Regions from separate parts of the Homo sapiens genome. Here all the other regions are linked to region 4. Evidence: chromatin loops called from intact Hi-C (ENCODE). Cell type or tissue: mammary epithelial cell. All regions are shown on one strand. Region 1 holds the start of LOC107985401 (a long non-coding RNA gene). Region 2 has its middle 30 kb from the start of MIR3616. Region 3 overlaps LOC107985436 (a long non-coding RNA gene). Region 4 has its middle 64 kb from the start of LINC00494.

Region 1 (2,500 bases), 500 kb before region 4:
CTGACGCCGAAAAGTGCACATTTATGAATCAAGGGTTAGTTTGGGAGGGAGGAGAATTATAAACGGGTATAATTGCAGTCTCCTGGGGGCTGCTTATGAGTGATTTCAAAGAATGATGATGTTTATTCTGAATTCTTACCAGTGAAAGACAGTAGGGCTGCCTCCAGTTAAGATACTGTTCTAAGAACGCAGATAACAGGACAATTTGTCTAGTTGCTTACCACACTAGTGGTTTTCCTTTGGATAAGCAGGCAAGAAAGATTAAAGATGTGGGTTCCACATATTTTGTGATGTGATGAAATCCAGGCACACAGACAGCATCAGCAAATGTGCAATTGAATATTAAAATGAGTAATGTGGCCCCAGGCAGCACAGCTGCAGATCTCTGTGGACAAGGGAGAGTGCTTGGAACTCTGTTGGATGATAGTTTTCTCAGGGGGAAAAGCAGGATCCATTTGACCATTAGTGCAATTCACTTTAGGGCTCTCTCTGGAACAGTGCATCTAGTTTTGCAATCGTATTTCAGAAAAATCACCTTTAAGCTTTGATCATAATTAATTAATCAATTATGATGAATGTTGATGGTGATTTAGTAAAAGTGGAATGATGACTTAGGGCCCCCCCAGGGCTGAGGTTTCTAACGAACCTAGGCTCTGCCTCCACTGTCTGGCCCCTCCTTGGCTGATCTTCCCGGGCCTCAGTTTCATCTTAAGAATGAGGATAATATCGAGGACATTGCTGGCTGTCATGTGGATTAAGTGAGATTGATAAAGGTAAAACGCACACACAACGCCTGGCTGGAAGGTACACAATGAGTGTTCACTAAATCAGAATTGGAAACATGCTGTCTTGTGCTCCTGAGAGAGATACTCCTTCATGGTCTGCAAAGCCAGACTTTGAAATCCAGGGCAGTTGAGGCAATGATGCCAAAGGAAACCAGATCACGCCACTCTTCAGCCTAAAATCTCCTCCTCTTAGATGGAGACGCGATCCTGCTCCTGCCTGGCACTCCAACATCTTTCGCTGCTGTCTTGCTTCCATTTTTATTATGACAATTTCACATGGAAAAGTTGAAAGAATAGTACAGTGGACACACTTATACTCTCCACCTAGAATCAACAGTTGCTAATATTTTGCCATGTGTGCTTTATAAGTTGCAGAAACATTTGAGAGGTGGTTGCAGACATGATGACACATTACCCCTCAGGACTTGGGCAGGCATCTCCTAAGAATCAGTTGTTTTCCCAGGTGACCTCCCTATTATTATCACACCAAAGGAAAGGAACAGTAATTCCGTAATCACTCCCTTGCTCACAGAGACACAAAGGTATCTTTCACTTTGTTCCTCAAGCCTTTTCCTGCCTCAGGGCCTTTGCACTTTCTGTGGCCTCTCCCTGGCATCTCTCTCCCCAGATTGTGCTCCAAAAACTCTTTCTCATTACTTGGGTTTCAGCATAATGTCACCCCTTGGGAGAGTTTGTCCCTGTCTGTTTCACCTAAAAATGCTTCCCAATCACTCTATCCTCCCTCCCCATTTTAGCGTCTTCCTATGACATACCACTATCTGAAATTCTGGTTTTATTTTCTGTCTGTGACTGCGGTCTATGTCCCCCTCCCCACTCCCCACCCACACTACCTGCAGGAGAGCAGGGGCCGTGGCCATTTGTTCACTGTTGTAGCTGCAGTGCCCAGAACACTGTCTTGCATGGAGTAGACACTCGACAGATATTTGTTAAATGAAGGAATGAATATCCCATATGTGATGTTTTCAAACAGAAGAGGTGGTAAAATGGAGGGACTGGACCCTAGTTTTTAGAGATAAATCCACACAGCTTCAATCCCAGTGCTACCACGCACCAACTGTGTGTTACTGTGGGCCTGTGTTCCTTAAACTCACCTGCCAAATAGGGACAATGACAATCATCTCTCCACCTTCTAGGACTGTTGCGAGTTATTAATGAGCTTATATACCAAGAGCGTAGAACAGAATCTGGCATCTAACGCCAACCTTTCATAAGCACTTACGATTAATGTTGAATAGGCTGGCCAGAGGCCCATGATTTTAAGCACCACTGGCTGTTCACAGGCTCACACAGAAACTGTCTCCAAGCACAATGCCCCTGGGAGAACTTCTTGGAAGTGCTGATGCTGCCCTGTGTGAGACCAGCTAGGTCAACATTTGCCTGGAAAAAGCTCTGGTTGTTTACAGCAGGCATCTGGGCTGATGAGTCAGGGCCTGTGGTTAGACATTTTGATTCTCACCCCTGAGACCAGCCCTTGGAAGCTCACACAGGAGCCGAGGCAGGGAACCTGGAGAGAAGAGGACAAACAGAGACTTCCCTCTGCTAAATGAGAGTGAATCCGCTGGCAAAGGTCTGACTCTGCGGATTCCCTCCCACTCCACTCTGGTAGGTAGACTCTGTTGTGAATTTTACCTTATTACTGGCCTGTACTTTTTTTTTCTTTTTGGCAAGGTCTTGCTCTGTTGCCCGGGCTGGAG
Region 2 (2,500 bases), 1.1 Mb before region 4:
TCTTGGAGGCCTACTTTAGCCAACTTCAAGAAGACCTGTTGAAAGGGGTCCCAAGAAGAACTTCTTGACAGAGATGGCAGTATCTCTCCAGGGAACATTCAGGGGCCATAAAGGGGTCTTGGTGCTTGCCCAGGAGGTAAAATATTGAGGATCTTTTTGCTGGCTGAGATTTTAACTTTTAGGGCACACAGCATGGTACTGTTAGCTCAAAGAAGGAGGCTGCTTTCTTCCCCAGTACAGAGTCACTTCAGACAGTGCCTGGAGTCCGGAAGCAAGCATTGGGCTGATGCAGTGCAGACTCCCCCGAAAAGCATTTGCTGTGGACTCGCTGGTCACCTCTAAGGAGGTGACACTTGAACTCAGACCAGTACAACAAGAAAGGCCAGGGACAGCATTCCAGGGAGAGGTGCAGGAAATACACGGTTCCAGGCAGGACAAAGGAAGGAAAGGAAGCCGGTGTGGCTGGAGGCCAAGGCCAAGGTCAGAGGGTGCGAGCATGATAGGGCGCAAGGGCAAGGCCCGGCCAGATGTCGTGGGACCCTATTCATTTTGGATTTTAAATTGTATTCTAAATCCAGTGACAAGATATCAGAAGGTTTTAAGCAGGGTGCTTAAAACCAATCAGGTTTTAAACAGGAGGGTGCTGTGATATGATTGATATTCTCAAAATCACCCTGGCTGCCATGGAAAGAATGGCTAGAAGGGGCAGGATGAAGCGTCTGGGCAAGGGATTCCTTCATACATTTTAAATTTTTTTTATTTTATAATTAATATAAAGTCTATTGCACAAATCTCAAATCTCAAGTATTTTTACGTATGATTATGCTGGGATAATTACAGCACCCAGATCAAGATGGAAAACGTTTCCAGGCAAAAGGCTGGCTCCCTCGCACCCCTGCCCAGTCTATATCCGCATTCCATGACTGTTCCGGTTCCTGTCGCTAAGGTAGTTTGGCCAGATCTAGAACTTCATATAAATGGACTCAGAGCGTAATCTTTGGTGCCTGGCTTCTTTGACTCAGAATGTTTTTGAGGTGTACCCATGTTGTGGCACGGACCTGTGGTTCATTCTGGCAAGAGGAGAATTCGCGTTAAAAACGATGGACCATTTTTCCCTAATATTTTGAGCCCCATGATGCAAGCTCAGCGCCCGAGAAGCTGTGCTCATCTGCAACCACCAGGGGGCAGTGCGGCCCCACAGCTGACCCAGCCGCCCGCAGGTGCCACTTGAAGTGGGACCCGGAAAGAGCAATAACGCAAGCCTTCCGAGAAAGGATTCTCAAGGCGTCTGCTTTGGGCTGCGCCGGGCTACAGGGATTGCTCTGATGATACTGCAGCACCGTCGACGATATGTTAGGCCCAAGAGGTCATGGTAAGGTGACCTTCTACAGTGACCATAGTGGTGGCCTCGGTTGACACAATGTCTATGCAGGAGGCAGATGGACGCTGTGGTGGCCTCGAGAGTGGCCCAGCCACCTACAGGGCTGGGAAACGCTGTTCCTGCACTCTGCCCAGCTTTAGACATGGGCCGCGCCAGTGTTTAATAATGTAATTGTAACAATGGCTTCAATTGTCTGGGAGAAATGTTAGGTTGGTAGGTTGGTTGGTTGGTTGGTTTGAGATAGGGTCTCACTTTGTTGCCCAGGCTGGAGTCAAGTGGTGCGACCGCAGCTTCCTCGACCTCCCAGGCTCAAGTGATCCTCCTACCTCAGCCTCCTGAGTAGCTGGGACTACAGCCGTGCACCACCACACCTGGCTGAATTTTTTGTATTTTTTGTGGAGATTTTGCCATGTTGACCAGGCTGGTCTCAAACTCCTGGGCTCAAGCAATTCACCCACCTCAGCCTCCCAAAGTGCTGGGATTACAGGCATGAGCCACCGAGCCCAGCCGGATTTATTTTTATATCCTGAAGTTCATCTGAGAGTGATGATAATCCGGCTCTAGCCAAATGCTGATTTTATAATTCAACCATTTGGCCGTGTGCAGTGGCTTACACCTATAATTCCCAGCATTTTGGGAGGCTGAATCGGGAGGATCGCTTGAGCCCCAGAAGTTTGAGGCTGCAGTCACAATCACATCACTGCCCTCCAGCCTAGGTGACAGAGAAAGGCAAGACCATGTATCAAAAATCTCAAAAAAAGGCTGAAGCAGGTGGATCACTTGAGGTCATCAGTTCGAGACCAGCCTGGCCAACATGGTGAAACCCCGTCTCTACTAAAAATACAAAAAAAATTAGCTGGGCATGGTGGTGCATGCCTGTAATCCCGGCTACTCGGGAGGCTGAGGCAAGAGAATTGCCTGAACCCAAGAGGCGGAGATTGCAGTGAGTCGAGATCACGCCACTTCACTCCAGCCTGGGCGACAGAGCGAGACTCCATCTCAAAAAAGAAAAAAAAATAAATTCAACCATTAAGTATTTGGTATTTGTTTGGGGTTTTGGTTTTATTTTGAGACAGAGTCTCGCTCTGTCGCCCAGGCTGGAGTGCAGTGACATGATCT
Region 3 (2,500 bases), 300 kb before region 4:
CATGGAATATTGAGGTGCAAGGGGCCCTTGGAGTTGCCCTGTTGTTGGGGTGGGTACCTCAGTGAGTGAGGTCCTGCAGGGAGGCTGGGCTATGAGCCCCTGCACTCGGCATCAGGACTCAACTCCTCTGGTCTGTCTGGAGTCCTTCCTGGGCATTACCCTGACTTCTGAGCCCCTGCACTCGGCGTCAGGACTTGACTCCTCTGGTCTGTCTGGGGTCCTTCCTGGGCATTACCCTGACTTCTGGGCCCCACTCATGACAGAGATCTTTTTATACAGATGACTTTCTTGCTGGACGTCATCTTAGCCTCCTTTTTTTGTGCAACAGTTTAGAAGCTCCATTAAGAAAAAAAAAAACTTTATTTTTTAGAAGTGGACTAATACATACCTCAAACTGTCAACCCACATTGTGATGGTGGAGCCATGGGGGTCTCCAGGAAGTGGATTATTCCCTAGACCCCTCTCTTCCAGAGAAGTGCATGGTGTATGTGTGTGCATATGTCTATGTGCACTGGGGTGTGTGCCTGTGAGCACGTGTGCAGGGTGTGTGTGTGTGTGTGTGTGCGTGCACATGTGTACATATGTGGAGGCCAGAGAAGTTCCATTTCGGAAGTGAATCCACCATGTTGGCTTCTGATTACTCCCAGTTTCAGGAAGACTTCTAAGATTTTCAGTTTATCTATTGTTCCTTGTGTAAGAGCAGGTACTTACTGTAAATCCTGCCCTTAGTTCAAACAACCTTGATGTTATCTTACTTCAATAGTTCTACACATCCCTTCTGAATCACCCCTTCCCTGTGGGTCTGGGGAGTAATGGTGTGGGGATGCATCACCTTGTCTCACCTCCAACCAGGAGACAGACATGGCTTTTGTTTGCACATCCCTATTACATGTTTCTTCCTAAGAAACTGGATTTGTCAGCCTCTCTGTTCATCCTTTCAGCTTCCTCGGAATTTTGAGGGTAGGCTTGCATAGGCCTGGCTGCTGTGGAACAGTGTGCTTGTGTGAGCACGTGTGTTTTGCCTCTTCTGTTAGCATGATGGCCCTGGAGGCCAGCTCTCTGCATCCATTTTCTCTGTGAGTCCTGCAGCCCCCATCCTTAGGAGTTAACAGTGTCTGGTTTAACTCAGGTGTATGGGAAGAGAGCTGGAAGACGAGTCAATTACTTTTTCAAGTCTAGACCATCCAGACTGACTAAGAAAGGTGAAATATTTCATCATGAAAACATTTGGAGATCTGAAGATGGGTCCACGGCAGGATCACGTTCCCCTCGCCACTGAGATTGGTTCACAGGTGATCACATAACCCAGGGCTAAGCCAATGAATGCACAGTATTCCCCTTAGCCACTGGAATTGGTTCAGAATTGATCCAATCAGAGTGAAGACAGAACTTTTTCAATTGTAATAGACTATTTTTTGGAGCAGTTTTAGATTAACAGCAAAATCAGCAGAAGGTTTCGGAGGATTTTCACATATCCCTGGCCCCCTCACCTGTACATCTTCCCCATCAACATCTCACACCAGAGTGACACATTTGCTAAAATCGATGAACCTACATTGACACATCATTATCATCCAAAGACTATAGTTCACATTAGGCTCCATTCTTCGTTTTATACATTCTATGGGTTTGGATACATGTACAGTGACATATGTTCATCCTTATAATATTACACAGAGTATTTTCACTGCCCTAAAAATCCTTTGTGCTACACCTGTTCATTGCTCCCTTTCCCCAATCCCTCGCAACCACTAATTTTCTGATCTTCTGTCATAGTTTTGCCGTTTCTATAATGTTGTATGGTTGGAATCATATAGTACATGGCCTTTCAGGCTGGTTTCTTTCATTTAGCCATAGGCTTTGAGGGTTCCTTCTTGTCTTTTCATGTCTTGATTGCTCATTTCTTTTTGGTGCTGAATAATATTCCATTATCTGGATTTATCACAGTTTATTTATCCATTTGCCTACTGTAGGACATCTTGGTTGCTTTTAAGTTTTGACAACTATGAATGAAGCTGCTGTAAATATCCATAAGCAGGGCTTTTTTTGTGAACATGAGCTTTTAACTCATTTGGGTAAATAGCAAGGGGCATGACTGCTGCTGGATCGTATGGTAAGAGCAGGTTTAGTTTTGCAAGAAACTGACAAATTGTCTTCCACAGTAGCTGTACCATTTTGCATTCCTGCCAGCAGTAAATTAGAGCTCTTATTGCTCCACATCCTCATCAGCATTTGTTGTCAGAGTTTTGGATTTTCTCTATTTTAATAGGTGGTTACTGGTATCTAATTTTTTTTTTTTTTAATAGAGACGAGGCCTCCCTACATTGCCCAATCTGGTCTCAAACTCCTGGGCTCAAGGGATCTTCCCATCTCGGCCTCCCAAAGTGTTGGAATTACAGGTATGAGGCACCGGGGCCAGTCTCATTGTTTTAATTTGCATTTCCCTAATTGCGTACTACAGCGGGCATCTTTTTATATGCTTATTTGCCATCTGTACGTC
Region 4 (2,500 bases):
CCACTTTAGCTTCCACCTGTCATGGTGATTTTCTAGAAATGTGTCAAGATGAAGGCTGGGGCCCTGAGCAAATACAATGTGCAGACACCACTGTATTCACAGAAGGGAAACATAGCATTTGAGAGAATTAGCTGTTTCTTATTTTAAGCTGCTGAGATTTGGGGATCTTTTAACTGCCCATAAGCCATCCCAATTAACACACAGAGTCATTTACAAATCATTAAAGCCTCTGATGTTAAATCTGTGAATTGAAATGTTCTACAATGTGCAAATCACTTTGGTAACTTTTTTTTTTTTCATCTAGAAAAACTCAGTCCTTCGTCAGCTCTGAATTGTGGTGGTAAACTCCTGGGTTCTATCTGAAGTCAAATACCAAGGAGAAGGTGCAAGCTTCGCCTTCTGGAATAAATTCAGTGAACTGCCAAGCTTCCATTCTCTCTCCTTGGTACTTGACTTCAGACAGGACCCGGGAGTTTACCACCACGATGTTTCCTGCTGCCTGCTGTAGCCCTCTGAGCCCTGGGTCTGTGCTCACTATGCTGATCCTGGCGACCATGACCTCAGTGACATTTCTCAAAAATCCCATTTTCTGCTTTGACCTAGGGTCAGAGACACACTCAATAAGCAAGCCTGGTGTCCATCAAACGTTGCTTTAAATAAGAACATAAACTTAAAGGTCTTTACAAGAGAAATGGCATGTGCAGCTAATGGAGACCAGAGAAAGAGTTATTAGTCCAGGAAATCAGGAAAACTGATTAGCAAGACGAAAGGACATGGCCTGAAATCCAACTAAGCAGTGACAGATGCAGATATTATTCTGCAGGTGTTAGTTCATCCTGCTTAAATAGCAAGGCCTGAAGGCTGGTGGGATCCTTCACTCCTTTACGTTGACAACAACAACAAAAAAACACCAAAACTCAAATTTAGATAATCATCAATTGCAGAACAATTAAAAATTATCTTTGTAACCAGAAAACTATTTTTCTCTCCCTGCATGTAATTGTCTGCCCTTTGTCTGAGGCCTTAACAGATCAGAGGTCAAGCATTCTTAAGCTTTGAGTGGAACCAGAGCACTCAATCCAGCATCAAAGTCCTGAATGAGGTCGGCTCCTCCTGGAAAATTTTTGAAAGTACACGTCATCGCATTCCGATGATTCTGGCCTTAAATTTTCCTTCCATTTCTTAGCTGAAGGCCTAATTGAAAACAGCCAAAGCTAGTTGGGTGCTCTGTCTTAAAGGTAAAGAAGGACACCTTCAGGAGAAAGGAGGGAAGAGAGCTGATAGCTTGATGACTCTTCTTGCTGAACCAGCTGAATCTAAGGACTGAGTAGTAACCGGCCACACAGTATAATTTTAGGGACCCTCTAAGTACCACTGGACTGCTGTGTGCCTTCAATACTACCATTATTGCTCCTTTCAGGTGAAGGCACTGAATACTCCTTTTAAAGTAAAAACATCATATAATTGGAAGATTTAATCAGTCAGCACTCTTGGTTGCATGCAACAGAAAACGAGTTAAATAGCTTTAAATGAAAGAATTTTATTACATCAGGTGACTAAAATGTGCCAGGAATGCCTTGTTCGTTGCAGGCACAGCTGGATCTAGAGGCTGCAATGATGTCATCAGGTCCGGACGAGTGTCTCCTGGCCTCTTGGCTCTTCTTTTTCCCTCTCAGGACCATTCTTAGAGAGTATCTCCTGTCATGGCTGAGGACAGATTCAGCCCGGCAGAAAAGAGCCTCTGCTGCTCTCAGAAGCCACAATAAAAGGCCTGTTGCATCTCATTGGCCCCAAGTGTGTCACATGCACCCAGGCACTGGAACATTCATGGCAGCTTTGTTTGTCTGTGATCATGAAAAACACAGAGCCAGCCCGGATGTCCACCAGCTGGAGCTCATGGCGTGGAGTACTCTACAGAGGTTAAAATAAACTGGAAAAGTGGTCATACATGAAAATGCAGTGAAAGTGAAATACACGAGCATAGTAAACCTAAAGTTCAGGTGTGATTCTCAGAGGGAGGGAGGCAAACATGATGGTGGAGAGTTACACTAGAAGCTTCCACTGTGCTTGTAAAGTTTGATATCCTTTGTGAAATGGTTTGTTGCAGAATAGTTTTCTATGCACCTAAAATGCTTTTGAAAATTCAAGCCACAAATACCCAACCCACACTCAGCGTATCATCTTTGCCCTGAAATGATGTCTGTCCCACGTGAGTCTGTGCATCTTGTTAGATAACCTCAGAAACATGAGAACACTCGACTCGTTCTCCTTAGCAGCAGGCTCCTGCTAGCTCCGTTCTCCTGGATCCCTTTGGATTTGTCTTGCTGGGTTGTTGGGGAGTGGAGACGCCCTCCTCCCTGAAGCGTTTCCTCACATGGTGATTTGTCTATTGTGCATCAGTCAGGATCCCGGGAGGACCTGCAGGTGCAGCCACCTCCCCACAGGGACAGAACCAGATCCAGCTGCCGAGAACCAGGAGACCCAATGTCAGGTGCAATTC

What was found. A loop is a pair of places that touch in the nucleus more often than their neighbours do. Peaks named below come from ENCODE experiments on the same cell type or tissue, not always from the same donor. Only the 100,000 strongest peaks of a DNase experiment are listed, where the experiment ranks them.
Region 1: it touches region 4 in a loop (11-fold over the local background); 35 of 110 quality-filtered maps call a loop at or near these places.
Region 2: a loop joins it to region 4, with 11 times the contacts of the local background. A loop is called at or near these places in 2 of 110 quality-filtered maps.
Region 3: it touches region 4 in a loop (2.8-fold over the local background); 3 of 110 quality-filtered maps call a loop at or near these places.

What each region holds. Positions count from the first base shown.
Region 1 is chr20:47,790,045-47,792,544 of GRCh38, forward strand. The region is part of intron 2 of LOC124904921 (a long non-coding RNA gene); the gene reads right to left. It overlaps LOC107985401 (a long non-coding RNA gene), which reads left to right and starts at 2,091. Exons shown (of 2, transcript XR_001754648.3): 1 at 2,091-2,408. In mammary epithelial cell, no CTCF peak of the experiment used is centred here; DNase peaks (open chromatin) are centred at 327, 1,267 and 2,217; H3K27ac peaks cover 2,500 bases.
Region 2 is chr20:47,195,356-47,197,855 of GRCh38, forward strand. No RefSeq gene overlaps it. Among named protein-coding and RNA genes, the nearest start is that of MIR3616, 30 kb to the left of the region's middle. In mammary epithelial cell, a CTCF peak has its summit at 1,179 (motif pointing right); no DNase peak of the experiment used is centred here.
Region 3 is chr20:47,993,456-47,995,955 of GRCh38, forward strand. The region is part of intron 1 of LOC107985436 (a long non-coding RNA gene); the gene reads left to right. Among named protein-coding and RNA genes, the nearest start is that of LINC01522, 4.6 kb to the left of the region's middle. RefSeq lists an enhancer at 1-117. In mammary epithelial cell, no CTCF peak of the experiment used is centred here; no DNase peak of the experiment used is centred here.
Region 4 is chr20:48,294,547-48,297,046 of GRCh38, forward strand. No RefSeq gene overlaps it. Among named protein-coding and RNA genes, the nearest start is that of LINC00494, 64 kb to the right of the region's middle. RefSeq lists enhancers at 102-847, 848-1,591, 1,592-2,336. In mammary epithelial cell, a CTCF peak has its summit at 1,250; a DNase peak (open chromatin) is centred at 1,165; H3K27ac peaks cover 289 bases.